Regions from separate parts of the Homo sapiens genome. Here regions 2 and 3 are each linked to region 1. Evidence: chromatin loops called from intact Hi-C (ENCODE). Cell type or tissue: endothelial cell of umbilical vein. All regions are shown on one strand.

Evidence for each region. Hi-C counts contacts between places; a loop is a spot of excess contacts. Peaks named below come from ENCODE experiments on the same cell type or tissue, not always from the same donor. Only the 100,000 strongest peaks of a DNase experiment are listed, where the experiment ranks them.
Region 2: it touches region 1 in a loop (4-fold over the local background); 13 of 110 quality-filtered maps call a loop at or near these places.
Region 3: it touches region 1 in a loop (7-fold over the local background); 6 of 110 quality-filtered maps call a loop at or near these places.

The regions. Positions count from the first base shown.
Region 1 is chr10:99,391,226-99,393,725 of GRCh38, reverse strand. It overlaps CNNM1 (cyclin and CBS domain divalent metal cation transport mediator 1), which reads right to left. Exons shown (of 11, transcript NM_020348.3): 11 at 1-2,289. The coding sequence ends at 2,210. Among named protein-coding and RNA genes, the nearest start is that of GOT1, 38 kb to the left of the region's middle. In endothelial cell of umbilical vein, a CTCF peak has its summit at 1,118 (motif pointing left); DNase peaks (open chromatin) are centred at 1,095 and 1,555; H3K27ac peaks cover 514 bases.
Region 2 is chr10:99,546,621-99,549,120 of GRCh38, reverse strand. No RefSeq gene overlaps it. Among named protein-coding and RNA genes, the nearest start is that of NKX2-3, 15 kb to the right of the region's middle. In endothelial cell of umbilical vein, no CTCF peak of the experiment used is centred here; a DNase peak (open chromatin) is centred at 980; H3K27me3 peaks cover 461 bases.
Region 3 is chr10:99,559,483-99,561,982 of GRCh38, reverse strand. No RefSeq gene overlaps it. Among named protein-coding and RNA genes, the nearest start is that of NKX2-3, 28 kb to the right of the region's middle. In endothelial cell of umbilical vein, a CTCF peak has its summit at 1,270 (motif pointing left); no DNase peak of the experiment used is centred here; H3K27me3 peaks cover 265 bases.

The sequences.
Region 1 (2,500 bases):
GTACAATACTCTAGGGTGTGCCGAGAATTTCTGAGGACTTCCACTTCTTGGTGGGTGCCAGCCTTCCCCATCAATTGATGGACATTTGAAAAGACCACTTATGATTAAAAACCTGTCTCGAACTGCCCAGTATCCACTTCACTCTGCATTGCAGAAACGCTGGGCTGAAAGTTCCACTATTTAAAATAGTAGTGTTTTTTTTTGTTTGTCTGTTTGTTTTAACTCTTTGTAGGTCTGAGACCTTTGAGAACCTTATGAAAGCTTTAATGCTCTGGAAAAAACATACAAGAATAAATACATTAAATACTGACAGTTTTAGGGGTTTCATAGACCCTCTGAAGTCCAACTATGGACCCCCTGGGGTGATGGACCCCAAGTTAAGAACCCCTGAGTTAACAGTTCCTGTGGGTAAGCATTTTCTTTTGAGATGCAGATAACCCAGAGGAATGATCAGTCTCCCTCCTGCCTGTGAATGACTCAATGGGTGTGGGGAGGTGGGAGGGAGGGTTTTGGAGGAAGGGGAGGGAAGCTGGATGGTATACTACGGGGAAAGGTTTGGGAATGGTTTGGAGATTTAGCAGACAGCACTCGATCAATGAGTTCAGTGAGTACTTGACTGAGAACATCTAAAGAGTAGGAGACAGATCAGAAAGGGAGATAGTTATTCTGAAGACAAATTTCACTTACTTCCAAGTTTTCCCTAAGGCTGGCTGTGGTTGCTTTTCTTTTCTTTTCTCTTTCTTTCTTTCTTTTTTTTTTTTGCGGGGGGAGACAGAGTCTCGCTCTGTTGCCTAGGATGAAGTGCAGTGGTGTGATCTCAGCTCACTGCAACCTCTGCCTCCCAGGTTCAAGCGATTCTCCTGCCTCAGCCTCCCGAGTAGCTGGGACTACATGCCCAGGAGAGATGGGGTTTCACCATGTTGGCCAGGCTGGTCTCAAACTCCTGACTTCAAGTGATCCACCCGCCTCGGTCTTCCAAACTGTTGGGATTACAGGTGTGAGCCACCGCGCCCGGCTTTGCGGTTGCTTTTCAGAACTGTTTTATTCTTGGAAGCAGGTATGCGCGGTCACTCTGCCATCTGGTGGTTATGCTTGGAATTGCACCTGCCCCAACTTCAGGAGAAAAACCAGAGATCCAGTAAGTTCTTGGAATAAAGTACACTCAGCTGATCTGCTAGGGTGTAGTAAGGGGGTGGGAGAAGGACAAATGCATGAAAAAGAAGAATGATTCTTCAACATTCCTGTGTAACTCCCACTGAAGTCCCATGAGATTATGTATCTTTCTTGGCTGACCTGGGCACTCTTTGGTTTGTCATGGCTAAACTTGCTTTCAGCACTTACAGTTTTTCCATGTAAGTTTTGTTTGTTTTTTGCTTTGATTTGCACTTAAGACCTGAAGTTCCATCTCTGGCTCCCAGTTGGGTCTCTCTGCTCCCTGTTCCTTCTCTTCCAGAGCAGAATTATTGATCGATTGAAGACTGCTGATTGGGAGCCAAAACAGATGTGTCCCTGGTAAAAACAGTGACTTGAGGTTCCATCTCACATTCTTTCCATTCCAGCTGAGACATACTGCCCCAGGCTGCTGGAACCCTTATCTAACAGGAAACCAGTCACTAACAGTTTTCTGTGCTGTAATGTCAATCACGCGCCAACATGGCTGAGTCCCACTTCTTTAAAGCTCTGGGGGAAATTCTTGGTCCATCCCCTGAACTAATCTTCAGACCTCCTACTCCAGCCTCCCATGTGCCTGTCTGCCAATGGCACCTTCTGAGCCAAGCTATGCATGAAATGTGTTAGAAAGTTAACATTTTGTTCTGGAGGAAAGAATGGCAAGTTCCAAGACGATAGGTCTCCTATGGCATCAGGGGACCCAAAGAACAAAGAAGAGCATCAGGGGTCCCAGAGTGGCATTGTCAGCTTGCAGTCAGACATCTCTTTTCCAGTCCCAGACTATGCTGTGGAAAAGACCATTTCTAGCATGTTCTATCAGAGGCACCTCCTTCTGTTATGGCCATGTCAAGGTTCTGAGTCGAACTGGAGGTAACGAGGGAAAATCTGCCAAACTGACAGCTAGGGGTGAAGAGATGGAAGGGAAGGCAGAACATTCTGTCACCTGTGGGAGGCCTTGGGGGAAGCAGATGATGGGAGGGTGGATTCTCCCCCAAAGCTCTGGAATTTCACACACCCAGTGAATGCTGGCTTTGCCCTGTCATGTGATCAGAGGTGTTAAATTGGAGTTGTCCTCAGAGGTTCTCTCTCCTTCTGGTGACCTCTTCCTTTTTTGGCCACCTGAAAAAAACAAGTTGCAAGTATCAGCCTGTAACACTGGAGGAACATTCATAATTGCTTGGCAGTCTGAGTTCTTTTCAAAACAGAAGCAGAAATGGAGACAAAGCCCTTGACAGCTTGGTTAGAACTAACCGGCATTGTATGCTGGTGCTGATATTGGCATATTTACATCTTGAAAGATTAGGACGTACTTTCCACATAAGATGCCATC
Region 2 (2,500 bases), 160 kb before region 1:
ACCTATTTATGGCTGACTTTTTCCTAATGTAATGATTTAGTGTCCTTTAAATGTGATCAGCATATCCATTTGATTATTCAGGGAATAGAGAGAGGGATAAACAGAAGCTGATGGCATCAAAACCATGATGTTTAGCTGTGTGGTTATTCACTGAATGAGAACACCTGCCCCAAGAGAAATCCATTTCCATCCACCAAGCTGAGCACCTGGCAAAAGCCATACCCACTCAGAGGAAATGATGTCTTTTTCTAATTGACCCAAAGGCACTGGTGGTCCTAAGTAAGCCAGCATCCAATCAGAGCGGTGAGCTTATTTATCTGAAGGAACACTGAGATGGTGGACAGCCCTGGAGGCTTGGTCTGCACGTAGGCTCTAGTGCCCCGAGTCGACATTGGAAGAGGAAGGAGAGCTACTTTCAACCTCACCCCATTTTACACTGGCTCTCGGGCTTGATCCTCATCACATCCCTATAGGTAGGCGAGGCAAGAAGATTTTCATTCCCTTTTCAGATTAGGATGCTACTGCTCTGAGAGATTAAGAGACTGGCTCAAGGTCACATAAAATAAGTACATTTTGGAACTCATAACAATACCAGGCATAGGTGTGTATCAATGAACAAAGGGCCATGGAAGCTAAGAACAGACATCTGTTCTCTGGACTCTGAGTCAGATGCTTTCGCTGACTCCTTGAAAAGGAATTTGGGGCTATCACCAAGTCCCTCTCTTATCCGATTTTGGTCATTGTCAGGAATGTGTGGGTCTTCCTTAAAGGACCAGCAGGAGTGGGGGGCCCAGAGAACCCAAGACTTCCCTCAAGGAACAGCCCAGGAAGGAAGCCTAGGAGACTTGTACCTTTCTGTAGCCTTAGTCTGTGTGGCCTCTGGTCCCTGGCAACATCAGAAGGTACTGACAGGTCCCTCAGAGACAGTGCCAGGAGGAGTTGTGCATCCCATGGTCATCACTAGAGGGCAGAGGCAGGGCACTTGACTGCTTCTCACCACTCAGGAGATGCTAAACTAACAGGATCATTGATAGAGCCAAAGTATGGGTGCAGTTCTTAGCAGAGACATCACCAAGAGCAGCTATTGAGGAGGAAATGGACATCCACTTGAAGCGGCCAACAATTGGTCAATGTGTCTCAAAGAGTTTTCTGGAGAAGGCAAACAGATCAGCTTTATCTCCAGCTCTGATACTAGCTGCGTGATCTTGTACAAGTTGCTTAACCTCTCTGAACCCCTCAGTTTTCTCTCATCTGTAAAATGGAGCAACTATTATTTGGGCCTTCCATGTCCTTAACTAGCCAGTCATCTAGTGGACAATGTAGGTGCCTCTCTAACACATTCAGTCTGAGCAGGCAAGACAGTGCTGTTAAGGATTAAATAGAAGGAGGAAGAAGAACTCTGGGCCTGTTTTATTTATCAAATCCCTCAAGTTACTGTTGTTTGCTGAACTTGTACACAATTCCAACCAGACAATAAATTATCCCAATGTTTATAACATTAGCAATATTAAGAAAAATATGCTTCATTTATATTGCATTTTATACTTTTCTAATCTTTTTTTCCTAAATTATTTCATTTATATCCATCTCTGTGGGTAATACAAAGGAAGCAAAAAACATGATCCTTGCCCTCAAGGAGCTTATTTTCTAATTGAGAATGGAAATAATGAGACCACAAACAAGACTACTTTTTTTTTTTTTTTAAGAGATGGAGTCTCACTCTGTTGCCCAGGCTGGAGTGCAGTGGCACAATCATAACTCACTGCAGCTTTAACCTCCCAGGCTTAGGTGATGCTACCAACTCAGCTTCCTGAGTAGCTGGGACTACAGGTGCATGCCACCATGCCTGGGTAATTTTTGTATTTTTTTGTAGAGATGGGGTTTTGCCATGCTGCCCAGGCTGGTCTTGAACTCCTGTACTCAAGCCATCCACCGCCTCAGCCTCCCAAACTGCTGGGATTACAGATATGAGCCACTGCATTCAGTCACTATTTCATCTACCTTCAGAGAATGTGCAATCACTGTGGGCTGTGCTGGCTGGAAAAGACTTCATCATTAAGAGGCACTTGACTTGAAGTTCGGAGGAGTTTTGGAAGAACTGAGATGTTTCCCCAGGAATGAGCATAGTTAATAAAGGGTTAGCGGGAGCAGGATGGTAAGGAGATTGTGTAGATCATAAAAAAAAAGTGGGAAATTTGGTTGACTAGGCAAAGTAATAGGAGTTCATTAGTGGCCTGAGTGTATATTTGATCCTATGCACAGCGAGGAGCCATAGTGTGGTTGAAAAAAATATAGGTACCTTTAAGTAAGAGTCACTGGGGAAAATAAATCAGTGCCTGCATGAGGACTGGGTTTATCAACTATATACTCACACCAAGGGGGCAAGTTAGGAGGTTATTACAGTAAAGTGCTTAGGCTTTAAAATCAGATAGACCTTGATTTGAACTTGATTCTGTCACTCTAGAGCTGGATGTCATTGAACAAGTCTCAACATTCTCAA
Region 3 (2,500 bases), 170 kb before region 1:
CTTATCTCTAAAAAAAAATAAATAAAAACAAAAATTTAAAAATAAAAAAGTAGAATCATACAATATTTGTCCTTTTGAGTCTGGCTGATTTCACCTAGAATAATATTTTCAGGGTTCATTCATGTTGTAGCACGTATTGGAATTCCATTCCTTTTTAAGGCTTAATAATATTCCATTGTATGCATATACCAGATTCTGCTTATCTATCCAGCTGTTGGTAGACATTGAGTTGCTTCTACCTTTTGGCTATTGTAAATAATGCTGCTATGAACACAGATATACAAATATCTGTTCGAGTCCCTCCTTTCAATGCTTTTGGGTATATACCTAGAAATGGAATTGCTAGATCATATGGTAATTATATGTTTAATTGTTTGAGGAAACACCATACTGCTTTCCTCAGTGGCTGCATTGTTTTACATTCCCACCAGCAATGCACAAGAGTTCAATTTCTCTATATCCTCACCAATACTTGTTATTTTCTGTTTTTTTAAAAATATATAATAGCCATCCTGATGAGTATGAAGTGGCAGAATCTGCTCTTTTGACGTGAACTCCCATATTATTCTTATTTATACTAAAATTTGAGAATTGTTGCTCTTTAGAGGTCTTATCAGCAGGAAGAGAAGCAGTGGGGAGCCTTCTCAGTCTGAGAACCAAAGCAAAGGATTTGGCTACAAGTATCATCCATAGAAGATTGAGAAAGTTCGACATACATCCCACACCCCCACATGAAAAGCTTTTTAAAAAAAGGAATGGTCTTAAACCACCAACCTTTTGGTCTTAAACCACCAAAGTCAATGGTCTTAAATCTACCATTTAAGAAGTTGGTAGATTGAGAAAGTGTAACAAGGAGACTGTTTCTGATCTTGGGAGCCGCTCTGAGTTGGGTCAAAGCAAGGAAAACGGTCCTTCGAACCAAAGAGTTCTCCACAGCAGCCTGGTCAATACTTTGAAACAACAAACAGCATTTATCCGCACAGTGCACAAAGGAAAAAAAAAAATGTTCCTTTCTGGAAATATCTGGCTAAGTTTAGTGAAGCTCTGCTACTACAAGAGAGGTGAACTGATACCACCAGTTAAGACAGAGAGAAGGGAAGGAGGCAAGTAAGAGGAGGTCCATAAAAGGGTGGAACTGTGAGCCTGTGACTGTGGGTTTCCCTCCACCTGCAAGCTTCCCTAACACTTAGGTTTGGTGGGAAAATGTACTGGTAAGAAACTGGGGAAATGGTACCCAGGCATTCCAGTGATGAAAGTGCGCCCCCTAGTGGTTGTTCTCTACAATGTTCAAGTCATTAAGGATTCCCAGAAAAAGCGAGGGAATAGGCTGGTGGAGGGGTCAGTGCTCAGCCCTTACTAATTCATGACAGTTGGCTGGAATGCGGAGAATTTTGAAAATATTCCGATCAACTCTATTTCTCGTGGTAATCTGGATGTTGGCAGTACTTTCACTCATGAAGAGTGAGAGCTGCACTTCTGTAATGCTTACATATCATACTGTGTTCCTCCGTACAACACTGACAGTTAGGTTTTATTATCGTTGGTGTTATTATTACTATTCTCATTTAATGGGTGATGGAACGGTGGCTTAGAGAGATTAAGTGACTTTTCCAAGGCCACGGGCTCTTAAACCATAGTTCCTCTCAATGTGTAAGCACATAATTACATAATGGAAAAGAAATAGTAAGATTTTTGGAAAGAAAATCCACACCACCTTACTTGAGTTCTCTGCTGTGGCAAGCGGGAAGCAGAGATATATATTAGAAAATAACTGTGGGGCCGGCGTGGTGGCTCACGCCAGTAATCCCACTACTTTGGGAGGCTATGGTGGGAGGATCCCTTGAGGCCAGGAGTACAAGACCAGCCTGGGGACACAGTGAGACCCTGACTGTACAAAAATGAAAATAAATCAATTAGCTAGGCATAGTGGAGCACATCTGTTGTCCCAGCTACTCGGGAGGCTGAGGTGAGAGGATCACTTGGGCTCAGGAATTCAAGGCTGCGGTGAGCCATGATTGGTCCACTACTGCACTCCAGCTTTGATGACAAAGTGAGACCCTGTCTCAAAAAAAAAAAAAAAAAAAAAAAAAAAAAAGGAAGAAAAAGTAGATTTATGGTTGCCAGGAGGCTGAGGAAAGGGTGAATGGGGAGTAACTGCTAAAGAATATGGGGTTTCTTTTTGGAGTGATGGAAATATTCTGGGCCGGGCGCACGCTTATGCCTGTAATCCCAACATTTTGGGAGGCCAAAGTGGGCAGATTGCTTGAGCTCAGGAGTTCAAGACCAGCCTGGTCAAAAGAGCAAAACCTCATCTCTACAAAAAATTAGCTGGGTGTGATGGTGCATGCCTGTGGTCCCAGCTACTTGGGATGCTGAGTTGGGAGGATCACCTGAGCATGGCAGGCAGAGGTTGTAGTGAGCTGAGATCACGCCACTGCACTCAGCCTGGGTGACAGAGTGTGACCCTGTCTTAAAAAAAAAAAAAGTTAAAAAAAGAAAA